Linked DNA regions of Homo sapiens: region 1 is linked to region 2. Evidence: read pairs that join two places in POLR2A ChIA-PET (ENCODE). Cell type or tissue: OCI-LY7. All regions are shown on one strand. Each heading gives the region's core, and the rest is flanking DNA. Links, peaks and the distances in the headings are about the cores only.

Region 1 (8,349 bases), core at 221-8,220, 61 kb after region 2:
GAATGTCATAAAGTTTACAGGCAGGGAAATTTGGAAAACAAAATTAAAAATAAAGATTGAGTATCCCTTATCCAAAATGTATGGTACCAGAAATTCTTTGGATTTGGGATTTTTTGAATTTTGGAATATGTGCATATATGTAATGAGATCTCTTGGGGATGGAACCCAAGTCTAAACATGAACTTCATTTGTGTTTTATATATACTTTATACACAGAGGCTGGAGGTAATTTTATACAATATTTAAATAATTTTGTGCATGAAACAAAGTTTACATACATTGAACCAACAGAAAACAATGGTGTCACTGTCTCTGCCACTCACACAGTCTGTGGTTGTTTGGCGTCACTATCATTCCTGAGTTTGAGTTCATATGTTACCATAAGCAATTATTTTCTTACACCTATTCACACTTAAGTACTTAACAGTAAAAAAATGTGGCATACCATTAACATAGTGACACAATAGAGTGTTCAAAATAACTAAGCAGCACAGTAGCATCACAGATTAGGGACGCTCAACCTGTAAAAGGTTTTGAGATTGGAAAGGAAGAAGTATAACTATCTCAAGTCACAGATGACAAGTTATTATATATAAAAATTATAACCTACATAAAACTACTATTAGACTCACAAATATTACTATTAGGACTAAGAAATAAGTTCCACAAGGTGACAGGATACAAGATCACTATACAAAAATTAACTTTATTTCTCTATAGTCACAGTAAAAATTCTGAAAACTAAATTGAGAAAACAATGCCTTGTACAATAGTACCAAAAAAATGAAAAAAGGAAGAAATTTAACAAAAGAGGTGCAAGACTTGTATATTGAAAATGATAAAACATTATTGATATAAACTAAACAAGATCTAAATATTTTTAAAAATCTTATACTTATGAATTGGAACACATACTATTTTTTAAATAGCAGTTGTATTAATTTGTTTTGGCTGTTATAACAAAATACCATAACTGAATAGCTTGTAAACAACAGAAATTTATTTCTTACAGTTTTGGAGGCTGTGAAGTCCAATACCAAGATGTCAGATTTTGTGTCTGGTGAGGGCCTGTTTTCTGATTCACAAATGGCAACTTCTCTTTTTAACTTCCAAATGCAATGTGTTCTCACAGGATAAAGGGGATGAACAAGGTCCCTCAGGCTTCTTCTATAAGGGCACCAGTCCCATTTGTCAAGGTTGAGCCTCATGACCTAATCACCTACCATGAGTCCCCATGTCCTAATAATATTGCATTGGGGATTAGGTTTCAACAAATAAATTTTGGAGCGAGACAAACATTCAAACCATGGCAGTAATACTCTGCAATCTTATCTACAAATTCAACACAATCCCTGTGAAAATTCCAACTGCCTTTTTTCCCAGAAATTGACAAGATTACTCTAAAATTCATATGGAATTTCAAGAAACCCAGAATAGCCAAAATAATCTACAACAAGAAGTCAAAGTTAGAAGACAGACTTTCCTATTTAAAAATTTAATGCAAAGCCAGGACAATCAACATATTTGTGAAATCTGCAAAACAACAGACATATAAATTGATGAAATAAAATTGAAAACTCAGAAAAATACAACCTTAAATCTTATGGTCAATTAATTTTCAATGGGAATATTTAGACAATTAACTAGATAGTCTTTTCAACAAATGGTGCTAGGACAACTGAATATCCACACGCAAAAGAATAAAAGTGGACAGTTCTCTCACACCATATATGAGAATTAACTCAAAACACTAAAGACCTAAATGTAAAAATTGAAAGTACAAAACTCTTTAAAAAGTACATAGTAGTATATTATTCTTACCATGGATTAGCCAATGGTTTCTCAGATATGACACTAAAAGCACAAGTCATAAAAGAAAACAAATAAAACTTGGATTTTATATATTACAAAATTTTGCTTCAAAGGACAACATCTAGAAAATGAAAAACAACAAAATAATATAAATATTTAAAATCAGGTATTTGATAAAGGTATCCAAACTGGTATCCAAAATACATAAAAAACTTAAATCTTCGTAATAAAAAGACAATCCAATTAAATTTTTTCAAAAGATTTGAATAAATATTTCTCCAAACAAATACCGCAAAGGCCAATATGCTATTTTATACAGTGGCCAATATAAATGATGTTTAACATCATTCATCATTAGGGAAATGCAAATTAAAACTACGATGGTATCCTACTTCACACCTACCAGAATGGAGATAATAAAAAGGGCAGATAATAACATGTACTGGCAAATATGGAATACTTTTAATGCTCATAAACAACTGTGGGAATGTAAAATGACGTAGACATATCAGAAAACTGTCATTTTCTCAAACACATAGGCAGTTACTATATGACCCAACAATTCCACTACTAAGTGTATACTCAGGAAAAATAAAAACATTTATCACCACAAAACTTGTACATAAATATTTGTAGAAGTAACATTATTTGTAGTAGACAAAAAGTGGAGGAAAACAACCGATGTTCATCAGTTGCTGAATTAATGAACAAAAGTACCCTGTCCATGCAATGGAATATTATCCTTCCATAAAAGAAAAGAAGTACATGCTAGAACATGAATGAACCCTGAAAACATCATGCTAAGTGAATGAAGCCATTCACAAAGGACCACACATTATGTGATTTTATTTACATGCAGTGTTCAGAATAAGCAAAACCATAGAGACAGAAAGCAGATTTGTGATTTCCAAGGGGTAGGAATTGCGATGAAAAATAGGGATTAATTGCAAATGGGTTTGGGTTTTCCTTTTTGGATGATGAAAATGTTCTAACAGTAAATAATAGGAGTGGTTGCACTAAACTGCATTCTTCAAGAGGTTGATTTTTATGGCATGTGAATGATGTGTGCATAAATGTATTATTTATTTTCATGTATTACAGGTAATATACCTGCATTATTGTTACATATATGTATTATATCTGAATAAAACTTTTTTAATTTATAAAGCTTTTATTACTAGAAAATAGCTGAGCTTAAATCTGAATGCAAGCCTATTGATTCTAAACTCTTCAAGATCCATGGCACCAAATCACATTCTTGGGCTTACAAAAAAAAATACAAAACTCCCTGATAATTTATCAGCACCAAAAATTTTATCACATAAATATATTCACAGAATTTGTGCATATGCATCCTAGTTCCTCAACAGCTATTAGTACTTGACACATGAGAATTTTCCAAATAATGGTATTAGTAATGGGAAATAAAAAGAGAAACACTAAAAAAAGAGGAAGCTCAAAACTAGAAAAAAATCTCTCATCTTTTTCCATACCAGGCAATTATACTATAGCAATAGATTACAAATGCTACTCTAACGTCCTAATTCAATAGCTAAGGTTTCTCATGAAGTGCCTTAGGTACATCTAGTGTAGAGTGGCAAAATATAGATAAATCCTTTGAAACAAATATATTATATTGCCCGCTTTTATTTGCCTCTTTATTAAATATTTTAAATATGGGTCATATTTTAAAGGATAATTTATTTGTTTGTCATCTCAGTGTCTCCCTATCATTTTTCTCTCATTCCCTCTCTTATACACACATTCATACACAAGGACAGTTGAAAACAACTTCATAATTTTGATACTTATTTTAATTATTGGGAAAAGTTATAAAAATTATGTAAATACATGCTTAACATTTTGGATTTGATGACTTGCCAAATTTTTTAAGTGAAAAAATAATTTGCCTAGCTGTTTACTGGGATTGCAGGAAATAAAGGAATGAAAAAAGTCAGAAGTTTATGTATTGATAATTTTCATATAAATTTGTATTCAGCCAAATAATCAAGGGTGAAGGTAAAATAATACATTTTTAGACAAGCAAAGACTCAGGGGCTACCTCTATGTACCCTTTCTTGGGAAGCTATTGGAGAAAATACTCCAGCAAAATGAAGGAGTACACAAACCAGAGAATGACATGGATCCAGCAAATAGGATCTAACGCAGGCAATATTCCAGCTATGGAGCTGGTTTTTAAAAGAAACACTAAAAATATTAATAGGTTAGCTGGAGAGAATGGCCCATGCCTGTAGTTCCAGCTACTCAGGAGGCTAAGCAAGAGGATGGCTTGAGCCCAAGTGTTCCAGACCAGCCTGGTCACCATAGTGAGATCCCTTCTCTTAAAAATAATAATGGGTTATTGCCAGATTTGGGGCATTTGGAAAGAAGCTCATTGAAGATAAAGCAGAAATAAAAAAAAAAAAAAACAAGGGGGAAAGGTTGGTTAGGCAATCATTAATTCTAGGGCAGAAAGAAGTACAAGATAGGAAGTAAGAGTATAACACGCTGTTTTTCTCAACAATGAGTAATATGTACATCATCATAATGATGTGGTGACTGCTTAGCTCCTAAATCTGGTAACTACTTTGGGACAATATGGGAGGAAAAGTGAAGATAGTGATGGTATAAGAGCTAAATCCTCAACTGTCATATCAAGAAATCACTATATAATGTATAAAATAATCAAGAAACGACTAGTTACATAAGGAAAAAAATAGAAGACATTGCTAAAAGAGTTAAAAGTCATTTAGAATTAGGAGGGATGGGGCAGGGTACTGTTAGGATGCATTATAAACTGAAGAGGCTTTTAAAAATTACATGTATTCATGTATGCATTCACTTGAAAAACCAAAAAAAATAATAATCTGGAAAAAATCCATGAAGGTAACTACCAGCAGGAAAAACTAAGAGAATGAAAAGTGCTTGCCTCTGGAAAGAACAACTGGCAGGACTGTTGTTTTCACTGTTAAGACTTTTGGAGCCATTTGATTTTACTTAACCATTTTCATATACTTCTTTAATGAAAATAATTGTCTTAATAAAAAGTTACACTCATTCATTAAAAAGTGATCTCTTTTAGAAAAAAAAAAAACCTTAAGAAACATTTAGCTATAAGATTAGAACTCTAAGCTGAACAGATATAAAAGCTTTTTTTGCCAAGATGATCTTTAGTACTCTTCTTTAATGAAGTGTTTGACTTAATAGAAAATTTGTCAAATAACTGTCTAATTTTAAATTAAAGTGGGAATAAAAGACTGAACCTAACTCCATTTTCAGAAAACAGCCCATGGAAATACTTAGTTCTCTAATCAAAAAGACCTGTATATCCCAAACCACTGACTTCTCACTTACTAGGAGACCCTTTGGAGATGAATGTTCACACAGGGTATCTAGAAGCAAATGTTTTGACATTTCAGTAATAAACAGATAAAATTAGAAGATTTGAATACTTAGGGAGAAAAAAAAGTAAGCCATTCAGAAGACATCTGTCAATGTAACATTCCACAACAGGTAAAATAAAAGTAAATATGCTCCTTGTCTAACTTCCAAATGCAATAATGTGAAGATCTTGAACTGAATCCCTTAGTTGAAGATAGTTGCATATATCATCCCATCATTAGGTCTTAATATTTGTTTCACATTTTGGCAAACATTGAGAACATCTGATCAATAATTTACTAAGGGAAAATGACTATGAGCTCTGCCCAAGAACCATTTTTTGGAGAAGCTAACTGGTTTATTTGTAGAACTTTCTAATCATTCATGTTTCATTCTGTGAATTTAAATAAGCTTTGATGCATTTGTGTTTATTGAGATAAAAATGAGCTAAAACATGACTTAATAAGTGAGATGTTACAATTGCTTCCATAGGAAATATATATATGTAGCTTTGTAATTACATTTACCTTAAAACATGTTTATCGACACTGTTATCTTTGAAATTATTGCAATTAAACTTGAAAGTAGTGCCAAATGTACAAGATAAAAGCATAAATAAAAAGATAGAAAATGAAAATTCATGAAACTTATAAGAAGTAGAGTTTGGAAGTAGACTACATATCCTCAGGCCAGCCAACCAGTAAGATTAGGAAAGGAATATTGAGCCATGGGGAAAACAGATGTTGTCTGGAGGGACCACAGTATTGAAAGGAAGATAATCCTTGACGGTCTAATGGTCTTTACTTAATCCTGAGTATACCTTTTCTTATAGAGTTAATTTAATTCCACTTAAAAAAGTCAACCTCATAAAATCTTACTTAAATGATATCGGGTGAAATATTTTTAGTGATATTCAGTAGGACATTTCACCACAGACGAAGTGGTTTGCCTAGGGGTAAAAATTCTGAGAGCCTGACCCTGTATTATAAATTCTTTAATACAAATTTAGGCTTTGCCAAGTAAAAAAACTGTTTCCCATATTGAAATTTTATTTGTAAGTCTTCAGGACAATCTGTTTTTATTTTTCTTACCATATTAACAAAGAGAAAAAATTTGATCAATTAAATTGTTGCTAAAATACAATTGGTTTTGTTATAATTGGTTATGGAGTTGTACTTTTTCCAGATGGAAAAGTATATATAAAATCATCACGTTTGAAACTTTTAGTATAGGTACAATCATGAAACCAACTAAAAATTCACTTTGACTCCAAATATGAATATTTGTCTTCCCTCCTTGTAATCTTGCCTCAATCTTTGCAAAGTTCTGGGCATTTGGTAGAATCCATCCTTGCCTGGGCTGTTTTGTTCTTCAAATGATTTCTTTGTATAGGATACAGGTATCTCTGGAGGGAGGTTTTATGAGACCCCCTCCAGAGATGCCTGTATCCTATACAAACAAATCAAAACTCCTAATGCCTTCAAAGTTTTTAACAGTCTGGTCCCAATTACACAGCTTCCAGAGGCCCTACCTCAGCTATCTGCTCATACATGCCCCAGAAGACCATGAATTCTCAGCCTTCTTAAATTTGCATATAATGTTCCCACTGTGTGACCCATTCTTCTACCCTGTTCTCTGTCCTCCAACTTTTTTCATCATCAAGGCTTAGCTCAAATTCTTTCTGCTCTGAATCTTTTCCCAACCCCTCTCCAAGCAGAATTCATTGCTGCCTTTTTTATGCTTCCATTACACTATCAGAGGTGAGTTGGAGGTCAGCTTAAACCCACTTGTGAGAGCTGATTGTTAAATATCCAGGAATTTCAAGCCAATTTTTAAACTGGTAGGACCTGGAAATCAGCCATGGTGGAAATATTTACAAAATAGAAATGGACAAATCCGAGCTCTTTCCCTCACCCTGCCAGAGAGCCAGTTTTCCAGCTCCTCACTGTTTTGCAGATGATGTTAGTATAGCACATATCCTATTCCCATTTATGTTACAGTTAAAATATCAGTCTCTCCTATAAAGTTGTGAGCTCACTGAGGTCAGAGTCACTATCTTTACTCACTTTTCTACCTCCCAGAACTTAGAAAAACTGTTTGATAAATGGCAGGTGATCAATGAACAACTTTTTAAATAAAAAATAAATATAAGTATTAAAACTAAACTGTTATTCTAACTCTTTCTTAATGAGAAATTAGGCACATGGCATAACCACTCTGAGTATGTTTCCCATTCTTCAACAGGCAGAGATATATCTCTGTAACCCAGTTATTGTAAGAATTAAACAAGATAAAACTTAGAAAAATTATTTGTAAATAATGAGAAATGAAAAATTCGTAAATAATGGAAAAAGTTCATGAGCTATTGTTATTTTCATTGAGGCATTTCCTCAAGTTCTAGCAATGTCCTCGGAGTATAAAATCCTCAAAAGGTATTCATAAAATTAATTCAATAATCAACATTGAAATTAATAACATTTATTAAACATGTCTTAATAAAATAATAATTCTTATTTTATTTATTTATTTATTTTTGGCCAAAGAAACACTCTTATTTAGCTCAATTTTTTTTGAAATTGAATTCCTCAAGTTCTACTGGTTACATAGCCCACTTTGGGTCATTGAGGGAGGGTTCACTGTGATAGGGAAGGAAGCAAATCAGTGATGATCATCTGGTGATACCATCTTACAGCCTTTGAGTCTGAGCAGCTCCAGTTTTGTCTAATTTTTAAAATAGGCATTTATATGTGATGTCCTTCAAATACTCTTTTCCACAGCCAAATTAAAGTTTAAAAAGTTTGAGATAATTGGAACACACACATCTGTAATAATATCATTTTATTATTTTTTACATGTTAAATTACTGCAACTTAATAGCATATTTTGAGTTGATTTCAAATGATTTTACATTAAGTTTTGGTTTATCTACTATAGAGGTGTCTATACTGAATTTATAATCAAATTAGAAATAGCTATTTTAATGACAATTGAAACATGAATAAATGGGATTATTCAATATGAATCCAAAATTTTAGTGAACAATAAAACTTTATTTTTTCACAACTTCTCACTGACAATTTGTTAAATTAGAACAAGCCTACTGACATAAGGAAACACTTCTGTCTTTTTATGTGGGAAATGGAAAGACTAAAGAAC
Region 2 (8,349 bases), core at 289-8,288:
CTTGAACAGACATCTTCATGTGGAATAATAAATCAAAATCAATTAGGTAGATATTTATATTTTAAAATATGATGCTTAGTTTTAGTTTCTGTATGTGAAAATGTTAAGTATTATTCCAGGACACTATTTTAAAAGTTTCAGATTTTTTAAAAATCAAAAATTAAAAAGAGACATGCTGAACTGTGTAAGTTACTTGTTGATTCTGGATATCAGATCTTTGTTTGATGCATAGTTTGTGAGGTTGTCACAAACCTGTAAGTTGCCAGTTTACTCCATTGATAGTTTCTTTTGCTGTGCAAAATCTCTTTAGTTTAATCAGGTCGCACTTGTCAATTTTTGTTTTTGTTGCAATTGCTGCTGAGGATTTAGTCATAAATCCTCTGTCCAGAATGGTATTTTCTAGGTTTTCCTCTAGAACTTTTATAGTTTGAGCTCTTACATATAAATATTTAATCCACCTTGAGTCAATTTTTGTGTATGGTGAAAGGTAAAAATCCAATTTCATTCTTCTGCGTCTGGCTAGCCAGTAATCCCAGTACCATTTATTGAATAGGAGTTCTTCCCCATTGTTTTTTATAAATCAAGAAACAAAAAACAAGTGACCACCTTAAAAAGTGAACCAAAGACATGAGCAGACACATCTCAAAAGAAGACGCATAAGCAGCCAATGAACAGGAAAAAATGCTCAACATCACTAATCATTAGAGAAGTGCAAATCGAAACCACAATCAGACACCATCTCATGCCAGTCAGAATAGCTATTATTAAAAAGTCAAAAAATAACAGATGCTGGAGAGGTTGCATAGAAAAGGGAATGCTTATACATTGTTGGTGGGAGTCTAAATTAGTTCAACCATGGTGAAAAGAAGTTTGGAGATTTCTCAAGGGTCTTAGAACTACCATGTGACACAGGAATCCCATTACTGGGTGTATATACCTAAAGGAAAATTAACAGTTCTACCAAAAAGATACATGAACTTACATATTCATTGCAGCACTATCTGCAATAGCAAAGACATAAAATCAACATACATGAATTGGATAAAGAAAATGTGGTACATATACACTGTAGAATACTGTACAGCTGTCAAAAAGAATAAAATCATGTCCTTTGCAACTACAAGGATGCAGATGGAGGCCATTATTCTAAGAAAATTAACTCAGGACCAAGAACAAACTACCACATGTTCTCACTTATAAGTGGGAGTCAAACAACGGGGTACACATGGACATAAAGAAAGGAGTATACACTGGGGACTACTAAAGGGGATACCAAAAAAGTGAGGGAAGGACTGAGAAACTGCCTCTTGGCTACTATGCTCACTACCCAGGTAACGAGATCATTTGTATCCCGAACGTCAGCATCACGCAATATACTCATGTAACGAACCTGCATGTGTACTCCCTGAATCTAAAATAAAAGTTGACCTTATATTTAAAAAAGATATGCTGTTTATCAAACAAAACAAATGAACAAACATCTTCTCCCACCAGGCTCTGTTAACTAGGAAATATTAACACTTAGCAACTTCTGAATCTCAACACTGAGGAAAGTTGGAAAATGGCCATCACACACAAAAACGCAAGTACATTGGTAATAACTAAAAAGATAAAAAAGAAGTAATGCAAAAACACCTACTAAGTGTGTCATATTCTGCTTTTACTTTTTATTAAATCAGGCTCATAGAACATATTGAAAAATCCCACATGACACTTTCTTTTCATTGCCACCTAATCTTTTCCAAACATACATGCCTTTCTGGTACTCACTCTGAGATTAATCAGCCTCTCACTCAGTACCAAAAATGGAGGTCTTTAATAAGAAATTCCTCTACTCTCACTACTGTGTTTCTCTCTTCACTCAAACCTTTTTCCTTCCTTTTTATTTCAGAATAATTTTATTGATCCCATTCACTCAAACCTCCTCTGGGCTTTTAAAAAACTTTTCTTAGTGTTTTTACATATAATTTTTTATTTTTTCTTGAGTTTTGCACATCCTAATGTTATGCTTAAATTTCCTTCATGAAAAAAACATGTTTTTACTCCTTCTTAATGCCTTTTCAAGGAACCCTGTGAGCTTGGACACTGTAGCATGATGAAACGATCAAAAGATAATTCTCTAGATATTCTGGACTATGTAATAGTTACTGGTCACTTGATATGTGTTGGACATAGGGCTACATACTTTCAAGTACTTATTAAATTATCAGAAAACATTATGTATTTCTAATGTTTAAGTCTTAGATTGGATTTCTAAATTGAATACATTTTTAATTTGCATTTCTTACAAATGTATACTTGGAAATATTATACATGCTAGTCTAAATACAAGGCTAAATAGGATTAGTATGTCAAAATTTTATTCCATATCATTTTGATTTTTTCTACCTTAATTGGGCTTAGGTAAAAAGTTTGAAATGTCCTTGCAGAAAAACGTATAACAATAAAATTCTTAATCATTATTAACAATAACAATAATAGGTATCCCTGGAGTCCTGAATAAGAACGAAAGGAAACCTAGAATAAAGCTAATGGATTAATAGAAGACAGATTGATCCAGAAACAAAAAGCCTCCATGAGGTTTAAAATGTGTCTGTATTTAAAGAGAAAAACTGAGAGCTGGAAAAATGTCTGATCAGGTAATAGAATGTTGTAGTGTAAGACTTTATTCATTGTTCATTTTTGGATTATGACAAAGTTCTAGGTGTGGCCTTCAATATATGAAGGCATATGTGGCATGAAACTAAAGCCGTTGGAGTTGAAGAGGAGAAACAATTATAAAACATGGGGATTCAGGATGGGTGCAGTGGCTCATGCCTGTAATCCCAGCGCTTTGGGAGGCTGAGGCAGGCGGATCACCTGAGGTCCGGAGTTTGAGACCAGACTGGCTAATATGGTGAAACCCCATTTCTACTAAAAGTACAAAAAATTATCTGGGCATGGTAGCATGTGCCTGTATTCCCAGCTACTCGGGAGGCTGAGGCAGAAGAATTGCTTGAACCCGGGAGGCCGAGGTTGCAGTGAGCTGAGATCATGCCGTTGCACTCCAGCCTGGGCGACAAGAGCAATACTCCATCTCAAAACAAAACAAAACAAAGCATGTGGATTCAATTATTATGAATTCCCAAAGACACTATTATAGCCTAGGATAATGATGGCTCCAAGGACAGCCATGAAGTCAGTGACAAAATCTTTTGGTGAATAACTGAGAGTGATTATAACAATTCAGCTTATCTGAATTCAACAGTGTTTTTATCTAAGAATAAAGGATTAATAATTTGGAATGGTAATTATAACAAGGAAAAATATCCTTATTCCTGTTCTTGAAGGTTTCCTTCTTACCATCAATGTGTGGTGGCTAGAAGATCAACATAATTTTTCAGGGACCACAGGGGAGTCCATGTATTCTGTGGAGACCAGGATTTATTTAAGAAAAGAAAATAATGGGCAGAAAGAGTATTCATTGTAGTTAATTGTGGTGGAGCTAGTTAATAGATCAAAGAATCCAGATTTGGCAGAGAGGGCAGAAATAGAAGTGTGAGTTAAAGGAACATTGGATACCATTTCAAAGAGAGTATATTATTAAACTAGCTTAGCATCTCAAGGTAGTGAGTTGACAGAAACAAGAGGTGTGTTGGAATTATCTGCTATCAAGATACTTACAGGGACTTTCGGCAAAGGTCCATTCAAATTGGTAATAACACAGCCAGAAGTTTTGGTGCTGTTTGATGGTAAACAATGTTTTTTGCTTGTCGGCCAGTCACATTTATCATTTTGCTTATATTTTCACATACAAGTTTTGCTGGAAAAATTGTGAGTTTCCTATTTACTTGTCTTCCAAGGAGAAAGATATGTATTCCAAAAAGGAAAAGGGAGCAGAGAACAATGATTAAGTCCCTTAAATAATTTTTTTACCTATAAGATATTCTTTATAAAGAAACTCTAAATTATTTTTCAAGTGGAAGTGTATTTTCTTTATTATTTTGATACTTCCATATCTATTTTCCCATATTATTTTCTACTATTTCTGTAAATCATCCAGAAGCAGCTTATATCTGTTACTCTAAGCTACATATGTTTCTTATTATTGAATATTATCCTTGATCTTTTTCTGATAAAGCTAAATTGAACTGATATGACAAAAAAAACACACCTCTTACTGGAAATATTAATTATTCACAGACAGCATTCCAGTATCAGGCACCAAATAAATAAAGAAAAAATATCCCTAATTCTGCACAAGGCAATTTTGGGAAAAACAACATTCACAGTATTAGTCGTGTTAATAGTCAGAACTATGAGCAGTTTTAAAGGACAGATGTTATTCTTCTTTCTCCAATGCTGTTTAATGATTTCTCATAGGCATCCTTATAAGGCCATAGAGGTTAGAGTGGGGCAGACATGGGCTCTTCAGTCAAGCAGTCTTGAGTCGGCTTAACTCATTGATTGACATTTATTGGTGGTATTGGACTGTTTAATTTCAGAGCCTCCACTGTTAATACTACACTATATTACCTCTCATAGGATCAACTCACTTGGTGGTGATGAGAAATAAATGAAATATTTATCTTTTCTATGCTTTTCATTTATTTTATAGTATAGGACAATGAAGCAATTTTTTCAGGTTCCTGAAGCTATCAGGTGGTAGAACTGAGATTAAAAACAAATAAGCAAAAACAAAAACAAAGAAAAAACACTGTCTTAACTTCATATCTAGTGCAATGTCTTAATATAACATTTTTTCTCATCCTTGAGAACATGTTTTAAAGTATAATTGCTTTACTTAAGAAAAAAATCAATGAGGTCTATAATCATTCTGTTTTGAGTCCTGGAATTTTTTTTTCATAGTCGAAGAAACTAGTGATCTTGAGAACGGTGTTGTGCTTATACTGCAATCTGATAGTAATTATATGTATACTGCAAATTCATATAATTTTTCTCTATTTTTTGTTTCACATAGTTTTAAATAATATGCAGAAATCACAGAGGTACATTATTGCCAAGATATAAAGATCATCTGTTGAAATGATTAATTATTAATGTATTCACATGCTAGCTGATTAAAAATATTTAGTGTAAGTGTATGTATTAGGGTTCTCTAAAGGGACAGAACTAATGGAATATATATATATTTATATATATATATACATATATATGTATGTATGAATTTGTTAAGTATTAACTTACACGATCACAAGGTCCCACAGTAGCCCGTCTGCAGGCCGAGGAGCAAGGAGAGACAGTCCGAGTTCCAAAACTAAAGAATCTGGAGTCCAATGTTTGAGGGCAGGAAGCATCCAGCACAGGAGAAAGATGTAGGCTGGGAGGCTAGGCCAGTCTCTTTTCACATTTTTCTGCCGGTTTATATTCTAGATGTGTTGGCAGCTGATTAGACTGTGCCCAGGCAGATTAAGGGTGGGTCTGCCTTTCCCATCCCGCTGACTCAAATGTTAATCTCCTTTGGCAACACCCTCACAGACTCAACAAAGATTCAGTACTTTGTATCCTTCAATCCAATCAAGTTGACACTCAGTATTAACCATCACAAGTCCACCCCTTGTCAACATGAACCCACACACATCTCCTGATATCAGACATAATCTTCAAATAAAGACAATTAATAAGGTTGTAATTATGCCTAACGTAATACAACTATCCTTCATACAATCAGAAACGCACCACTCCCCAACCCAAATACTATTACATAAAGTTAACAATACACAAATGCTAATATGAAGGCAATAAATCTTATGTCGCATGATAAAGGAGAAAGGAAATAAAATGAAGATATTTTTTAGTAAAAGTGTATACATGCACAGACATGCTTTTAACAAAATAAGGAGGAAATACTCATGACAATTACAGTCCTCATTGCTGCAGCTGTTCATGTGGTCATAGCTGGTATTGATGACTACCTTCTTCTACTACCCATTCTGTATTCCCTTTGCCTTTAACAGGCACCTCAGCAGGTCGTGTGTTTTTTTCCTGGTGGAGTGACCCAAACCTTCATTCCTGAAAGGTCTGGGTCATTTGTGGTCCTGCCTGGATTGGACTATTGTAGTTTCTGATTGACCTTAATCACAGGCCATCATAATACTAACAGACACCCTAATGGATCTCCTGTATTCCATGCATACTCTTCCTTACCTCAGTTGTGGAGTAGTAGACTGATTTCATCTTGATAATCTGGGTCAATCGCCCCAGCCAAGTAACTCTCTTCTTAGCCTGTTGACTTCAAGGTAGGAGAAGCCCAAAGTGTCCAAGTGGCAATCTTAACTTCTAATTGAATGGAATCGTTGTTGTGTCTCCTGGCGGCAGTGTTTCTCCCTCTGGAACTAAGACCTTTAGGCCAGCAAAATATAATGTCATGGGAACAGGAAGCAAAAATTTTGCCAGTGGATCTCTAGGGGTGTTGGTGAGTCGTGCCACTTCCATTTCCACCCCTTGATTCCTGGACTCCTGAATCTTGGCTATGGGAGAAACAGTACCATATATCGGCCACTGATTCAGAGCATACACAGCCTTCTGGAGCACTTTGCCCCAGCCCTGCAAAGTATTGTCACCTAGTTACCATTGTAATTGTGACTTCAAAAGGGCATTCCAGCGTTCTGTCAATCCAGCTGCTTCAGGGTGTTAAGGAACATGATAAGACCAGTAAATTCCATGAACGTGAGCCCATTGCCGCACTTCTTTACCCATAAGTGAGTGCCTTGGTCAAAGGCAATGCTGTGTGAAATACTATGACAGTGGATAAGGCATTCTGTGAGTCCATGGATGGTAGTCTTGGCAGAAGAATTGTGTGCAGGATAGGCAAACACATATCCAGAGTAAGTGTCTATTCCAGTAAGGACAAACCTCTGCCCTTTCCATGATGGAAAATGTCCAATATAATTAACCTGCCACTAAGTAGCTTGCTGATCACCTCAAGGAATGGTGCCATATCAAGGGTTTGATGTTGGTCTCTATTGCTGGGAAATTGGGCAATCAGCAGTAGTCACAGCCAGGTCAGCCTTGGTAAGCCCATGTTGCTGAGCCCATGCATAACCTCCATCCCTGCCACAATGGCCACTTTGTTCATAGGCCCATTGGGCTGTGACAGGGTGGCTGGAGAAAGAGGCTGAGTGGTGGCCACAAAACTGATCATCCTTTTCACTTGATTATTAAAATCCTTCTCTGCTGAGGTGACCCCTTGGTGACCACTCACATGGGATACAAATAACTTCACAATTTTTGACCACTCAGAGAGGTCCATTCACATACCTCTTCCCCAAATTTCTTTATCACCAATTCTCCAATCATGCTTCCTCCAAGTTCCTGACCATCCAGCCAAACCATTGGTTGAAGCCCATGAATCAGTACATAATCGCATATCTGGCCATTTCTCCTTCCTTGCACAGTGCACAACAAGGTGCACTGCTCGAAGTTCTGCCCACTGGGAAGATTTCCCTTCATAGCTGTCCTTCAGGGATGTCCTAGAAAAAGATTGTAGTGCTGCAGCTGTCCACTTTTGGGTAATGCCTGAATATTGTGAAGAACCTGTGAACCAGGCCCTAGTCTTCTTTTCCTCTGTCAACTGATCACAGGGAACACCCCATGTAGCCATCGGTGCAGGCTAGGGAAGAAAAGGCAGAGTGGCAGGAGTGGAGACCATGGGCATTTGAGCCACTTCCTCTTGTAACTTACTTGTGCCTTCAGGACCTGCTCGAGCCTGATCACGCATATACCACTTTCATTTGATGATGGACGGCTGCTGTGCACAACCTACTTTATGGCTAGATGGGCCAGAAAGAACCCAGTTCATGATAGGCAGTTCAGGTTACATGGTGCCTTGATGACCCACAGTCAAATGTTCAGTTTCCACCAAAGCCTAGTAATGAGCTAAGAGTTGTCTCTCAAAAGGAGAGTAGTTATCTGCAGAAGATGGCAGGGCCTTGCTCCAAAATCCTACAGGCCTCTGCTGTGATTCACCTATGAGGGCCTGTCAAAGGCTCCAAACAACATCCCTACCTGCAACTGAAACCTCAAACACCATAAACACCATTGGATCTTCTGGGTCATATGGCCCAAGTGGCAGAGCAGCTTGCACAGCAGCCTGGACCTGTTGCAGAGCCTTCTCCTGTTCTGGACCCTACTCAAAACTGGCCACCTTTTGGGTCACTGGATAAATGGGCTACAGTAACACACCCAAATGAGCAATGCATTGCCTCCAAAATCCAAATAGACCCACTAGGCATTGTGCCTCTTTCTTGATTATAGGAGGGGCCAAATGCAGCAACTTATCCTTCACCTTAGAAGGAATATCTTGGCAGGCTCCACACCACTGGACCCCTAGAAATTTCCCTGAGGTAG

The links. Peaks named below come from ENCODE experiments on the same cell type or tissue, not always from the same donor. Only the 100,000 strongest peaks of a DNase experiment are listed, where the experiment ranks them.
Region 1: POLR2A ChIA-PET joins it to region 2 with 12 read pairs; 2 of 35 experiments call an interaction of 5 or more read pairs at or near these places.

The regions. Positions count from the first base shown.
Region 1 is chr4:31,443,290-31,451,638 of GRCh38, reverse strand. No RefSeq gene overlaps it. Among named protein-coding and RNA genes, the nearest start is that of LINC02501, 59 kb to the left of the region's middle. In OCI-LY7, for the core only: no CTCF peak of the experiment used is centred there; no DNase peak of the experiment used is centred there.
Region 2 is chr4:31,504,624-31,512,972 of GRCh38, reverse strand. LINC02501 (long intergenic non-protein coding RNA 2501) reads right to left here and starts at 6,429. Exons shown (of 3, transcript NR_149121.1): 1 at 6,148-6,429. It overlaps LOC105374564 (a long non-coding RNA gene), which reads left to right and starts at 6,665. Exons shown (of 3, transcript XR_925547.1): 1 at 6,665-6,827. In OCI-LY7, for the core only: no CTCF peak of the experiment used is centred there; no DNase peak of the experiment used is centred there.